Regions from separate parts of the Homo sapiens genome. Here region 1 is linked to region 2. Evidence: chromatin contacts called from ENCODE Hi-C or POLR2A ChIA-PET data. All regions are on one chromosome and are shown on one strand. Each heading gives the region's core, a stretch centred on a gene start or an enhancer-like site at or near the end of the contact. The rest is flanking DNA. Distances are from core to core; before and after follow the strand shown.

Region 1 (7,404 bases), core at 2,096-4,595, 530 kb before region 2:
TACTTCTTGGCTACTCAAAACTTGGTCCCTCAAGATGACTCACTATCCAAGTTCTCTGGATAGTAGAGGCTTTTCCGTAGCCTTAGAATTTGCTCAGCACCAACATTTGAGAAGAAAACACTGTGAAAGTTTAACATGAAAGACATATGGTAGAACAGAGATGCTTTAACAGAAGCAAACTGCAAAATTTATTTAAACAATTTCTTTGCACTTAAAATTTTGACTTGTAGTTCAAATTATTATCACATTCTTCAAAAATTAAGTTGTTCATTATTTTTTGGGATGGAATTTTTAAAAGTTAAAAATCACAAGAGTCAACATAAAAATTATAGGGGGAGAATTTTAACAAATAGAATTTTATGAGATCCTTGCTCCTATCATAAATGCAAGAACATCTGAAGACAAAATACTTTATAGATCTAAGAAACATATTCACCAACAGGCCAGGTGCAGTGGCTCCCGCCTGTAATCCCAGCACTTTGGGAGGCAGAGTCGGGTGGATCACTTGAAGTCAGGAGTTCAAGACCAGCCTGGCCAACGTGGCAAAACCCCATCTCTACTAAAAACACAAAAATTAGCCGGGTGTGTTGGAGGATGCCTGTAATCCCAGCTACTCAGGAGGCTGAGGCTGGAGAATCTAATCCAGGAGGCAGAGGTTGCAGCGAGCCAAGATCGTGCCACTGCACTCCAGCCTGGGTGACAGAGCAAGACTGTCTCAAAAAAAAGAAAAAAAAAAAAGAAATATATTCCCATACAGTCTCCTTTCTCTATATTCCCCGCTTTTGAAATCTCACCTACTTTCATGGCAAGGCAGATGACTTACAAATTATTCTCCCCTTCCCATATCGGGCAGGTTCCAATGTCACATTTCCATTTGTCAGTTGGGCAATCTTAAGCATACTGCCATCACTCCAAAAGCAACACGTCGGCCAGGCACGGTGGCTCACACCTATAATCCTAACACTTGGGGAGGCCGAGGCAGGCAGATCACCTGAGGTCAGGAGTTCAAGACCATCCTGGCCAACATGGTGAAACACAAAAATTATCTGAGCGTGGCGGCGCATGCCTGTAATCCCAGCTACTCGGGAGGCTGAGGCAGGAGAATTGCTTGTACCCTGGAGGTGGAGGTTGCAGTGAGCCAAGATGATGCCATTGCACTCCAGCCTGGGTGCCAAGAGCAAAACTCCTTCTCAAAAAAAAAAAAAAAAAAAGGCTGGGAATGGTAGCTCATGCCTGTAATCCCAGCACATTGGGAGGTTGAAGTGGGTGGATCACGAGGTCAGGAGTTCGAGACCAGCCTGGACAACATGGAGAAACCCTGTCTCTACTAAAAATACAAAAAATTAGCTTGGTGTGGTGGCACCCGCCTATAATCACAGCTACTCGGGAGGCTAAGGCAGGAGAATTGCTTGAACCCAGGAGGCGGAGGTTGCAGTGAGCCAAGATCACGCCATTACACTCCAGCCTGGGCAACAGAGCGAGACTCCATCTCAAAGAGAGAAAAGAAAAAAAAAAGCAACATGTCTGAAATACTCTTTTCTTTCACCTTCATCTCAAATCTTTCACTTTTCTATTTCTGTTGATGCTACCGCCACTCTCCTTGTATCTTGGTTTTTCTCTTACCTTCAATCCTAAACTTGCATTCATCAATCCTGTTTTGTGCTTTCTTTGAAATCACTCACATCTATACTTTCCTGTTCTTTTCCGAGCTCAACTCCTTCTCCCAAGGTTTTCACGCTCTTTTGAATAAGCCCCAAACTCTGGCCCTTGTACTTTTTCTTACATCCCTCTCCCTGCAGGGATACCCACCACCCCAAACCAAATTCTACTCATTCTTCAAGATAATTAAGGTAATCCCACCTTCTTCAGCTAGGCTTTGTGACCACCCAATATTGAAACGATTTCCTCTGCCTCTGAATTCCTACAGCAACATTTAGTTAAGCATTCATTTGGCAATTTAATCAAGTGGTGACTTATGATAGCTTTTTAAGTGAGCCCAGATAATAACTATTTATCCCTCATATTGAGTACTGTCCAGTGCTGCACAAAGAAGTCACTCATAAATATTTTTGGATGGCTGATTTACTGATTGAAATTATATCCTTCCATGGAGATTTGCTTTGCAAGGGAAACATGAAAAGAGGGCATCTGGGTGATACTAGGCTGTCATCAACCTATCATCAATGCTTCCTTTACATGACCAAAATCAGGCCAAGACAAAGAAGTCAGTCTCATCTCCATCATTTGAATCGAAAGAAAATAATCCCGGTAATCACAAATTCCATTTCACTTTAGAATAACCATTCCTAAAAGTTTGCAAAATTTATTTGTAGTGTTAATCTGCCCTCCTCCCCCACCCAAAATAATTTAAAACAGCCCAAAGTTAGAAAAAACTGAAGGGAAGAAAAGACTTGGAGAATTTTCAACGCTGCCAAAACTCAGCCAATTTATAAGCATATGAAGATCCAAAATGAGCCCGAATGTTGGTCCCTTCCTCTCAGTCTTGCAAACTTCAGGGAGCTACTGAACGGGACCGCTCTCAAGTTAGCCCCCGAAAAGACACTGATGTAAAAGTGCTGACCGGCAAGTTGACTTGCAAACTGAGGTTAATTACTAAGCCGACCCTCTGTCCCGGCAACTCACTTGCGCTGAGAAGTGAGGGTTGCAAAGGTGAAAATAGGGAAAGAGGTCGGTGGGCTGGGGAGAGGAGGCATTTCCAGTTTGTCTGCTGCGGGAAGTTGTCCGCCTGGGCTGGTCGCTCCAGAGCACCACCGGGGGCAGGACCACGCCGCGTTTGGGAGCTGGACAAGCCCAGGCCCGCCCCGCCCCGCCGCCGGGACCCATCAGGAGCCAGACAGCGCCCAGCGACCGGTCAGGGTGCAGCCCAGGGCCCAGAGCCAGTCTCCGCCCCTTCCCTCTGTCCCCGCCCCGCTTTCCCAGCAGGACGCAGCCGCCTGGCGTGCGGAGAGCGGCCTGTCGCGCGCTGGGCGCGGGGACTCAGGGTCCCAGCAGTGGGTCGCGCACCTGAGCTATCTCCATCCTCGGAGACCGACGAGCTCTCAGTGTCCTCGTCCTCGGAGCTGCTCCCCTCATTTTCGGCGTAGTCCACCTCCATCTCATCGTGATGGTTGGTCTCCTTCTTATCCCCTCGGGAATGGACTGGCATTTTCCAGCCGCGCCGTCGCTTTCCACTACCGGCGCCCAGCCCGGCCACCGCCGCTTCAATGAAGGGCGCGCGGAACGCCCCAACCCACCCAGCCACCGAGCTTGCTCGCCCCCTTGGCTCCTCCCCGCCCCCGGCCCGGGCCTCACAACCTAACCCGCAGGCTCTGCGATGGGAGCTCTGCCATTGGCGGAGGCCTTCCACCGAGCCAGAGGGCGGGGGCTTGCCCTGCTCTGGTACGATTGGTTGCCCGCAATTACGACGCGGCCTTCCGATGCTTGCCGGGAGTTGTAGTTCGTAGGTCTCAGACCTGCAGGGGCTGCACGCTTCCATCCCTCGGCAGCCCTGATCACTTCTTCCTTCTGGACTTCAAGTCCCACAAGGCACGAAAGCTGACACTCTGGATCGCAGTTTATAAACTAAACAGAAACAGATTGTGCGAATTTAGTCTGTATTTATCTATTTCCCGCCAAGTGATTGTTTGACCTGCCTGACCATCAGAGATGTTACTGTTAGATGTGAAAATGTCTTTTGCCTAAAAGGATCTTTGCCTGCTCATTGAGCCTGGGGAACTGGAGAACCATCTGTTTTACTAAGCACCTTTATTACCTACCATTAATAAACTGTTTTATTTAATTATTAACTATAGACGATAACTTGCACTTTCTGTGTTGTGCAAAAATCTTTAAATTATTCTTGAAACTTTTACAATACAGAAGGTAAGGAAGTTTTATCTTGGCATTTTCAATCTAATATTTTTGGCATTTATTTTTTACCAAATGCAGTCGGAAAATGCCATCAGTCCTGATTTAACTTTAGTTTTCAATGAAAAATACATACTTAACCAGATGTACTTTCTCAAAAAAAGGGTACATAGCTCCCTCTCCCTCTCCCTCGCCCTCGCCCTCGCCCTCGCCCTCTCCACGGTCTCCCTCTCCCTCTCTTTCCACGGTCTCCCACTGATGCCGAGCCGAAGCTGGACTGTACTGCTGCCATCTCGGCTCACTGCAACCTCCCTGCCTGATTCTCCTGCCTCAGCCTGCCGAGTGCCTGCGATTGCAGGCGCGTGCCGCCACGCCTGACTGGTTTTCGTATTTTTTTGGTGGAGACGGTTTCGCTGTGTTGGCCGGGCTGGTCTCCAGCTCCTAACCGCGAATGATCCGCCAGCCCCGACCTCCCGAGGTGCCGGGATTGCAGACGGAGTCTCGTTCACTCAGTGCTCAATGGTGCCCAGGCTGGAGTGCAGTGGCGTGATCTCGGCTCGCTACAACCACCTCCCAGCCGCCTGCCTTGGCCTCCCAAAGAGCCGAGATTGCAGCCTCTGCCCGGCCGCCACCCCGTCTGGGAAGTGAGGAGCGTCTCTGCCTGGCCGCCCATCGTCTGGGATGTGAGGAGCCCCTCTACCTGGCTGCCCAGTCTGGAAAGTGAGGAGCGTCTCTGCCCGGCCGCCATCCCATCTAGGAAGTGAGGAGCGTCTCTGCCTGGCAGCCCATCGTCTGGGATGTGGGGAGCACCTCTGCCCCGCCGCCCCGTCTGGGATGTGAGGAGCGCCTCTGCCCAGCCGCGACCCCGTCTGGGAGGTGAGGAGCGTCTCTGCCCGGCCACCCCGTCTGAGAAGTGAGGAGACCCTCTGCCCGGCAACCGCCCCGTCTGAGAAGTGAGGAGCCCCTCCGCCCGGCAGCCGCCCCGTCTGAGAAGTGAGGAGCCCCTCCGTCCGGCAGCCACCCCGTCTGGGAAGTGAAGAGCGTCTCCGCCCGGCAGCCACCCCGTCCGGGAGGGAGGTGGGGGTCAGCCCCCGCCAGGCCAGCCTCCCGGACGGGAGGGAGGTGGGGGGGTCAGCGCCCCGCCCGGCCAGCCGCCCCTTCCGGGAGGGAGGTGGGGGGGTCAGCGCCCCGCCCGGCCAGCCGCCCCTTCTGGGAGGGAGGTTGGGGGTCAGCCCCCTGCCCGGCCAGCCGCCCCGCCCGGGAGGTGAGGGGCGCCTCTGCCCGGCCGCCCCTACTGGGAAGTGAGGAGCCCCTCTGCCCGGCCACCACCCCGTCTGGGAGGTGTGCCCAACAGCTCATTGAGAACGGGCCAGGATGACAATGGCGGCTTTGTGGAATAGAAAGGCGGGAAAGGTGGGGAAAAGATTGAGAAATCGGATGGTTGCCGTGTCTGTGTAGAAAGAAGTAGACATGGGAGACTTGTCATTTTGTTCTGTACTAAGAAAACTTCTTCTGCCTTGGGATCCTGTTGATCTGTGACCTTACCCCCAACCCTGTGCTCTCTGAAACATGTGCTGTGTCCACTCAGGGTTAAATGGATTAAGGTCGGTGCAAGATGTGCTTTGTTAAACAGATGCTTGAAGGCAGCATGCTCGTTAAGAGTCATCACCACTCCCTAATCTCAGGTACCCAGGGACACAAACACTGCGGAAGGCCGCAGGGTCCTCTGCCTAGGAAAACCAGAGACCTTTGTTCACTTGTTTATCTGCTGACCTTCCCTCCACTATTGTCCTATGACCCTGCCAAATCCCCCTCTGCGAGAAACACCCAAGAATGATCAATAAAAATAAATAAATAAATAAATAAATAAATAAAGGGTACATAGACAAGGAAGCCTCAATAGGTATCATAACTCATTAAGTGACCATTTATCCTCTGTATCAGGTATCTTGGTAAGCCCTTTACATGGGTTTAGTGAGTTTAATTCTCAATTTAATAGCCCTGAGTTAGGTGCCATTGTTATTCCCATTTTACGGATAAGGAAACTTCATTTGCAGACCAATCTTAAAACTATATTTTACCCCTTATAACGACAGGGTTTCTTCTTCTTGAAGTGGCAATTTGCTATTGAAAGATAGTACAGGCCGGCAGGGTGGCTAACGCCTGTAGTCCCCACACTTTAGGAGGCCGAGGCGAGTGGATCACTTGAGGTCAGGAGTTCAAGACCAGCCTGGCCAATATGGTGAAACCCAATCTCCAGAGGCTGAGGTGAGAGAATTGCTTGAACTTGAGAGGTCAAGATTGCAGTGAGCCGACATTGCACCACTGCACTCCAGCCTGGGTGACAGAGTGAGACCCTGTCTCCTGTCTCAAAGAGAAAAAAAAAAAAGTTCATAGAATATTGTGGATTGTATAGCATTGCATTCTCAAAGACAAGGTCCAAAAATATGCAGTTAAATTTGCAATTTTATTTAATTATCTATCTATTTAGAGACAAGATCTCGTTCTATCGCCCAAGCTGGAGTGCAATAGCAACCTCAAACTTCTGGGCACAAGCGATCATCTCGCCTCAGCCTTCCAAACACCTGAGACCACAGGCACATGCCACCATGCCCAGCTAATATTTTCGTTTTTTTTTAGTGACAGGGTCTAGCCCAGGCTGGTCTCGAACTCTAGTCTCAAGCAATCTGTCCACCTAAGCCTCCCAAAAGCACTGAGATTCCCAGATGTGAGCCACTGTACCCAACCTAGATTTGTAATTTAATGACAGAAAACCTTTTAAGTGCTACCTATCTCTTACAGAGTAAAATACAAAATAAGGGATGTGTATTATATTTAGTGTCAGCCTACTTCTCCCTTTCTCATTTTACAGTATTGTCCAAAATTGAACTCCTTACAGTTTCTAAACACACAAGCTGTTTCCCATTTCAGTGTCTTTGCACATTCTATTTCCTTTACAACCCTGTTCCTCTCCTTTTCTTTTTCAAAGCCACTTTTTAGACAACACATATCACCGTCAGCACCTCTACCATTCAGGGCACTCCTGTTCCTTCAGTTGACTGCTGTATTTTGAAATTTGCAAGTTTATACTTGTTCCTATGACAATATATTGTAAACTGTTTAGCAAATGCGTCTCACCTATTGGATTATGAGTTCCTTGAGAGCAGAGGTTGTCTTAAGCTGAAATGCAAGTGCAAAGGCATGCAGTAGTCAGGCAGGTCAAGTTAAAAGATGTAAGCTTTACATGAGTGGTACGGATTAAAGGGGGCAGCTGCATTTGGCCCCAGCCAATTGTTACTACCTGAGAATTTTGGCCTACCGATGTCAGACCTTCTGATTTCAAAGAGAAACCGGAAATTTGGATCTCTATGTGAAATATCTAGAACTATAAACATTATCTCAAGTGATGTTTTTTGTTTTGTTTTGTTTGTGTTCTTTAAACTTCAGATCAAACAAAAACAGCTGTGGGTAAAATCCCTGGCCTCTAAATATCAGCAGCTATCAGAGTGTGTGCTAAATCGTAACAATTAGATTTCT
Region 2 (7,476 bases), core at 4,610-7,109:
TGGGATTACAGGTGTGAGCCACTGTGTCCGGCCCCATTTTCCAGTTTTTAAATGGGAAAAATTATAATGCATTAAACTCGACTCCAAGCCCCCAATTTTCTAAATCTTAAATACACAGTAAAATACCTAAGTATTAGATTGAACCACACGAAACTGCCATTTTTACAGGTTAAAAATTAGTCAAAGACCAGCAGTTTCATGGTTGAACCCAACAACAAACCATTAGGTTAGGAAGTAAATTGCTTCCTTGCTCAAACAAAATGGTATCAACAGTTATTTTGTATGTAGAAATGTCATTTCCATAGTAATATCTTATTTGCTTTGTTTCCTTCCCTACCATTTTCCCCAACACTTCCTCAATTTCTCTGGGATTCATTTGTATACTAGAAAAATACAGTGGCTAAACATAAAAGGCACGGTGGCAAAATGTTCAGGACAGGCACACGATGCAAGACAATGGCTCACACTGTACACAGCTCAGGCTGTGAGAACAACAGCAGAGATATATATTCCCTTTATGTCACTCATCAGGTGTTGCAAAGCATTTACAGGTGATTCTGAGGTCCTACCAATTATTAGAAATGTAACTCAAGACTTTTTCCACCCATAATTTTGTTTAGAATGCTGTAGAGTTTCGGGATGTAAATATGATTTTCTCCCATATAAACGTGGGCTTGAAAAATAAAAATGAATTGAGAGATACATATTCTATGAGTTATTAAAAAACAGGCCTCACGGTGGCTCACGCCTGTAATCCCAGCACTTTGGGAGGCCGAGGCAGGCGGATCACGAGGTCAGGAGACTGAGACCATCCTGGCTAACACGGTGAAACCCCGTCTCTACTAAAAATATAAAAAATTAGCTGGGCTCGGAGGCAGGCGCCTACAGTCCCAGCTACTCAGGAGGCTGAGGCAGGAGAACGGCGTGAACCCAGGAGGCGGAGTTTGCAGTGAGCAGAGATTGCAACACTGCACTCCAGCCTGGGTGACAGAGCGAGACTCAATCCCCCCCAAAAAAATAAAAATAAAAATAAAACGGGATGTTCTACTGGGACAAAGAAAGTATATTCATATTCAATTTCAATGCTGTGTGGCAAAAAAAAAAAAAAAAAAAAAAAAAAACTTTGTTAAGATTTTTTTGAAGCTACTTATTTGCTTTTCCCTAAACTTGTAGGCTACATAATTGAGATGTGTGGTTCACTATAAAGTGCCTCCTAACCTTTTACTCTTTAGAACAGTGATTCCTCAAGGGGGTGGGGTCATTAGAAATCTTGGCACTGGGGGAGGGGGAAAGAGAGGGGGAATATGAGGTTTGAAAATACAGCAGTATTTGATCCCATCACTTTTTCTGTGTAGTTATATATGTATTTATGTAGATATGCACATGTATGTATGTGTATGCATGCACACACATGCATTGAATTTCAAATCAGATTCAAAGAGGGCATGAGAAGCCTGGGTTGAGAAATACTGCTTTGAAATAAGAATATTTTTTAAATTGCAAAAGAGGCAAATGGTAAGTACTTCTCAGTCATTTGTGAAATTTCTGACTCCATTTACATCAGCCATTTGTTTCTTCTTGACAGTATCCCCTACAGAAAATACTAATTGAAGGCGGGGCATGGTGGCTCACGCTTGTAATCCCAGAACTTTGGGAGGCCGAGGTGGGCAGATCATGAGGTCAGGAGTTCAAGACCAACCTGGCCAACATAGTGAAACCCTGTTTCTACAAAAAATACAAAAACTAGCCGGGCATGGTGGCAGGCGCCTGTAATCCCAGCTACTCGGGAGGCTGAGGCAGGAGAATCACTTGAACCCAGAAGGCAGAGGTTGCAGTGAGCTGAGATCACGCCATTGCACTCTAGCCTGGGCGACCAAGTGAGACTGTCTCAAAAACAAACAAACAAACAAACAAACAAACACCCAGAAAACATTGAGTGCTTACTATATATACCGGGCAATGTTTTAAATGCTTTACATTTATTAACTAATTAAATCCTTAAAGCCCTATAAGGTAGGTGGTTATTATCTTTATTTTACAGATAAAAAGTTCTTAGAGTTGGTATGCAGTAAGGACTTGAACTCAGGAATTCTGGCTTCAATACACAATGACACTTCTACATTTTATTTTCAGTATGTCTCCACCAGTCCATTTCTTTCTAGTTCCCTATCAGCACGCTCCCTTCTTTGTAGCAACCAGGCAGTGCTCACATACACCTGTCAAGCAAATCCAAATGACCACTCCTCTTCTCCTTTGCCAGACCTATCCAGCAAAGGATCAGCAAACAGAAGAGAAGGGCCTACAAGTAGCCAGGCTGAATTTGGCCAACTAGGGCCTCAGTCCCATTCCCCCTACAATGCACCTCCTCCCTCTAGTAACTTGGGCAATTCCTGAAAATAGATTACAAAGCTAGGTGTTCTACAATTTTTAACAAATGAATACATGCACACACATACAACCTGCATATGTACATTAAGAGAAATATTTCAGGCCGAGCGCAATGGCTCATGCCTGTAATCCCAGCACTTTGGGAGGCCGAGGTGGGTGGATCACCTGAAGTCAGGAGTTCAAGACCAGCCAGACCAACATGGTGAAACCCCATCTCTATTAAAACTGCAAAATTAGCCAGGAGTGGTGGCACATGTCTGTAATCCCAGCTACTTGGGAGGCTGAGGCAGGAGAATCGCTTGAACCTGGGAGGTGGAGGTTTCAGTGAGCTGAGATCACGGCCATTGCACTCCAGCCTGGGCAACAAGAGCGCAACTCTGTCTCAAAGGGAAAAAAAAAAAAAAGAAAAAGTCTTTCTCTCCACTCCCTGGGAGCAAACACTGCCAATAATATGTTATTAATAATTATAAAGTATGTTTATAATTATGATTGGCATTACAACTTTTTTTTTTTTTTAGATGGAGTCTAGCTCTGTCACCCAGTCTGGAGGTGCAATGGCACGGTCTTGGCTCACTGCAACCTCTGCCTCCTAGGTTCAAGCGATTCTTGTGCCTCAGCTTCCTGAGGAGGTAGGACTACAGGCACGCCAGCACAAGCAGCTAGTTTTTTGTATTTTTAGTAGAGACAGAGTTTCACCATGTTGGTCAGGCTGGTCTTCAACTCCTGACCTCAGGTAATCTGCCCACCTCGCCCTCCCAAAGTGCTGGGATTACAGGTGTGAGGCACTGCACCTGGCCAAGCATTATAACTTTAAATGTCTACCTCTATTTTTTGATATATCAACTTTAGACGACATTTATCTTTTGAGTCCCAAGTATGGAAGATAAAGAGCATAGTTACCTTCCATTAATCTCCCCTCATCATCATCCCATTTTTAAAATATTATTTTCCTACTGTCAATGTTAACAACTTGCATCCTATAATCCTTCCATGCTTTGTCTTTGGAGGATTCTAAAGTTTACAAACAGACAGTATTTAGAATATTATGATTATGTATATATTTTACTGGAGAACTAAGCATGGAAGGACCCATAAAAAGGGAAATATTCCATACAGAGCTACTAATCTAATAGACCAAAAAAAAAAGGGGGGGCCAAAGAATCAAACAAGCATCTAATAACATTCACTGAGCATTTACTATGTGGCAGGCACACGTTAAGCACTCTACATACATTGCCTTATTTAATTCTCAAAACCACCATTTAAGGAAGAATTATTATGAGCCCAACTTTGGAAAGAGAAACTAAGGCTAAGGTTACATACCTGGCAAGTGCCCAGATCAGGTAGTATGGAGCAGGGCAGAGATTTGAATCCATGTATGACTCCAGGGCCTGAACTCTTCACTATACTGCTTGCTCATACTACTCTTTCACTTTCATTTTCCTAACAATGTCTAATTAATGCCCTGAATAGCAGAGGGAGTGTGTTATTCACAGAGATTAAAATCATTCTGTCTAGGCTGGTGCTAGGCCCGGTGCTCACGCCTGTAATCCCAGCACTTTGGGAGGCCGAGGTGGGTGGATCACCTGAGGTTGGGAGTTCGAGATCAACATGGAGAAACCTCGTCTCTACTAAAAATACAAAATTAGCCAGGCGTGGTGGCGCATGCCTGTAATCCCAGTACTTGGGAGGCTGAGGCAGAATTGCTTGAACCCGGGAGGCGGAGATTGCGGGGAGCCGAGATCGCGCCATTGCACTCCAGCCTAGGCAACAAGAGTGAAGCTCTGTCTCAAAAAAATAAAAATAAATAAAAAATCATTCTGTCTAGATAATGAACTTGTTTTCAGATAGATGTTCTCTTCCAAATCTTTTAAAACCATCACAATGACACTGTGTTCAGCCTTTCCACTCACCAAATCTGGGAAGCATTAACGATTATGCTTTATGGCTGGACTTCACAATACAGTATATAGAAACAAAGTAAAGGTCTCAGAGTGACTTTTCCTGTTCACATATTAAAAATCACGAATGGAACGCTGAAAGCAGTAGTCTAATATACGAAAATTATTTAAAACTCAGGAATTTAATACAATAAATGAAAATTCTTTGAGGATACAGTTATCTCTTTGTTCTATCTTTAATCATGTTTTTCAATTGGGGATAAATTAAAAGGGCTACTGAATTATCCAACAAGATGTTTCTTGCTACATTATATACACTATGCAGTAATACACTGAGCAGTTTCATTCCAAGTTATCTTTAACTCTATTTCTAAAATTTACAGGTGAAGAGAACCTCATTTACAGACCAACTCTCTCCTTATGATTCCAAGCACAGATGATTATATTACTGTGCAAGACACGGAGCCACTAAACTCATTCAAAAATAAAACCATCACGGACCAGATGTAAATCAAGCCCTCCTGACACTAAATTCTCTATGGTAAGAGATCAAGGGTCTGGCTTATAATCATAACCTAAACCTTGACACCGTTTCAGCGCAATACATTACTATTCCGAGTAACTGATAGTTTCTTTCCACTACAGGTGTTCTTCAGTAAACTAGTACACAGTACCTCATCTACAACTCAGAATCGGCATTTAAATTACAGGAGCATTCAAACAGATGTGGGTAAAAAGGGGATGCCAATCTCAAGAGCAGCTCTAGAATTGAGTCACTCATTCTATCAGATTCCCAAAGATGTCTTGAACTCTGTAGATATTTGTAAATTGGCACTTTTAATTTTTTTTATCCGTTTGTTTAACGTATCTGTCACTCTAAGCTGTGAGCTTCAGTATAGAAGAGGGTGTAACATTCACATTTGTATCTCCTAGGACTAGCAGTGTCTGGTATATAGCAGGCTTCGAGTGCCTGTGTGGAATTAACCACAGAAGTCCATGCTGCAAACAAAGGAAAACGGAGAGGAGGCATTTTAGTTGAGACGTTAAGGAATCAATTACCCTTTAGAAACAGACCTTGTGCCTGGCCAGGACAGAATACAATAACTGAAGGGGCCTCACGAAGCCGGAGTCAGGCATTACAGCCCTATCTTCCTTAACTCTCCATTGGGTCTACGCAGTGTGGCCGCTCGCCCTGCAGAGACAGGCCTTCAGGCCCCCGATCCCTGCGTCCAGACGGGGGTGCAAACACCACAGAGCTCAATCCAGCTTCAGCCGTTCTCCCTTCCCAGCTCCAGCCCAGCTTCGGCCCCAGACTAAACCCGGGCCGCGTCTGCTCGCTCCAGGCACGTACCATGACAGGGCAATTCAGGTGGCCCACAGGCGAACCTGGTTCACTCACCTACTTGGTAGAGCCGACCCTCGGGTGAAAAAATGGTAATGTGGCGGTCAAAACCGGCGCTGGAACCACGGGACATGTTGGTAGAAGCACTACTTTAAACACAATCCCTGGGCCCCGTAGCTCCCGCACCAGGCACACAAGCACCTCCCGGAAGTTGCAGCGACTGCTTCCGGGGTACCAGCCGCGTTTCTTCCGCTCTTGCATGCCGAACTCACGGCTCTGGAGCCAGTTCGAGCACTGAGCTCTGAGGCCCCGCCCCCTAAGGGGGTGGTGGAGTGAGGGCGGGAGGCCTTTGAAGGTATGCGCCTGCGCCAAGCAGGCCTCTTGAGTGGATAGACGTGAAACTTGGGTCGTGGCGCTTTCAGGCTTTCATCTGGAGAATGAATTGACTATAGCAAGGACGAAAAGGCTTCCTGGGGGCCCAGAATAGCGATTTGCCTATCAGTGTGACCTAAATAGAACGTGTAATTAACAAGTCTCTTACATGCATCCTGTGTCTGGTCAGACTGCTGGCTTGCCTTCTTCCTAACCTCTTTTATCCTCCACTTTCATTCCTATTACGGGGGAAACAGGTTGCAGCTGCAGCTGCAGCCGTTAAATTTAGGCACTGAAGGAAGCGGGTTCAAGCAGCCGCTGGAAAGAACATTATTTTCTGACAGCCAGGCAAGATCTTCTTTTGGCCAGCAGCCCCGACAATTTTTAGTCTTTTTTTTTTTTTTTTTTTTTTTTGAGACAGAGTTTCGCCCTTGTTGCCCAGGCTGGAGTGCAATGGCGCGATCTCGGCTGACTGCAACCTCCCCCTCCTGAGTTCAAGCGATTCTCCTGCCTCATCCTCCCGAGTAGCTGGGATTATAGGCGTGTGCCACCAGGACCGGCTAATTTTGTATTTTTAGTAGAGGCGGGGTTTCGCCATGTTGGTCAGGCAGCTCTCGAACTCCTGAGCCCAAGTGATCCACCTTCCTCGGCCTCCCAGAGTGCTGGGATTACAGGCTTGAGCCACAGTGCCCAGGCAATTTTTAGTCTTGAAAGCGGAGGCCGGGCGCGGTGGCTCACGCCTGTAATCCCAGCACTTTGGGAGACCAAGGCGGGCGGATCACGAGGTCAGGAGATTGAGACCATCCTGGCTAACACGGTGAAACCCCGTCTCTACTAAAAAATACAAAAAAAATTAGCCAGGCGTGGTGGCGGGCGCCTGTAGTCCCATATACTTGGGAGGCTGAGGCAGGAGAACGGCGTGAACCGGAGAGGCGGAGCTTGCAGTGAGCCGAGATCATGCCACTGCACTCCAGCCTGGGCGACAGAGCGAGACTCCGTCTCAAAAAAAAAAAAAAAGAAAGAAAGCCTAACTCCAGCCTGGCCAACATAGGAAGGCCCCGTCTCTACAAAAAATAAAATTAGCTGTGCGTGGTGGCGCGCGCCAGTAGTCCCAGCTACTCGGGGGGCTAAGGTGGGAGGATGGCTTGAGCCCAGGAGATCCAGGTTGCAGTGAGCTATGATCACGCCACTGCACTCCAGCCTGGGCGACAGAGGAAGATCTATCTAAATAAAAAAAAAAAAATGTGGAACTGAGGTTGAAATACGAGTAATGGGGAATGAGGTTAAGCACCCTTGATTAATAATGAACTAGAGCTGAGGGGATGGGGCTTAGAGCAGCTAGTGTTGCATGGATTAATGAGAGTAATTCCAAGCTGGCGAGGTAGCTCCGGGAGAAGAGCAGGTGGCTTTTCAAATCGCAAATTTGTGCCTATTTTGACTTTCCCCAAGGCACACTCCCATTTAATGAATACA

What was found. Hi-C counts contacts between places; a loop is a spot of excess contacts on that map. ChIA-PET counts read pairs that join two places held with the same protein, here RNA polymerase II (POLR2A). Pooled maps may share reads with other maps.
Region 1: a loop to region 2 is called in a map of CD8-positive, alpha-beta T cell, with 27 times the contacts of the local background. The contact joins the promoter of BRMS1L here to the promoter of PSMA6 in region 2. A Hi-C loop is called at or near these places in 8 of 168 maps with a recorded cell type or tissue (B cell, CD4-positive, alpha-beta T cell, CD4-positive, alpha-beta memory T cell and 3 more), 9 of 37 single-sample maps with no recorded cell type and 17 of 50 pooled maps. POLR2A ChIA-PET finds 5 or more read pairs at or near these places in 12 of 52 experiments (B cell, BJ, Caco-2 and 7 more).

Annotation. Positions count from the first base shown.
Region 1 is chr14:35,822,279-35,829,682 of GRCh38, reverse strand. It overlaps BRMS1L (BRMS1 like transcriptional repressor), which reads right to left and starts at 3,345. Exons shown (of 10, transcript NM_032352.4): 1 at 3,025-3,345. The coding sequence starts at 3,166. RefSeq lists silencers at 2,785-2,954, 3,205-3,304.
Region 2 is chr14:35,290,765-35,298,240 of GRCh38, reverse strand. It overlaps PSMA6 (proteasome 20S subunit alpha 6), which reads right to left and starts at 5,859. Exons shown (of 7, transcript NM_002791.3): 1 at 5,689-5,859. The coding sequence starts at 5,764. All of the region lies in intron 9 of PRORP-PSMA6 (PRORP-PSMA6 readthrough), which reads right to left. RefSeq lists enhancers at 3,763-3,942, 5,396-5,455, 5,536-5,655, 5,776-5,855, 5,572-6,158.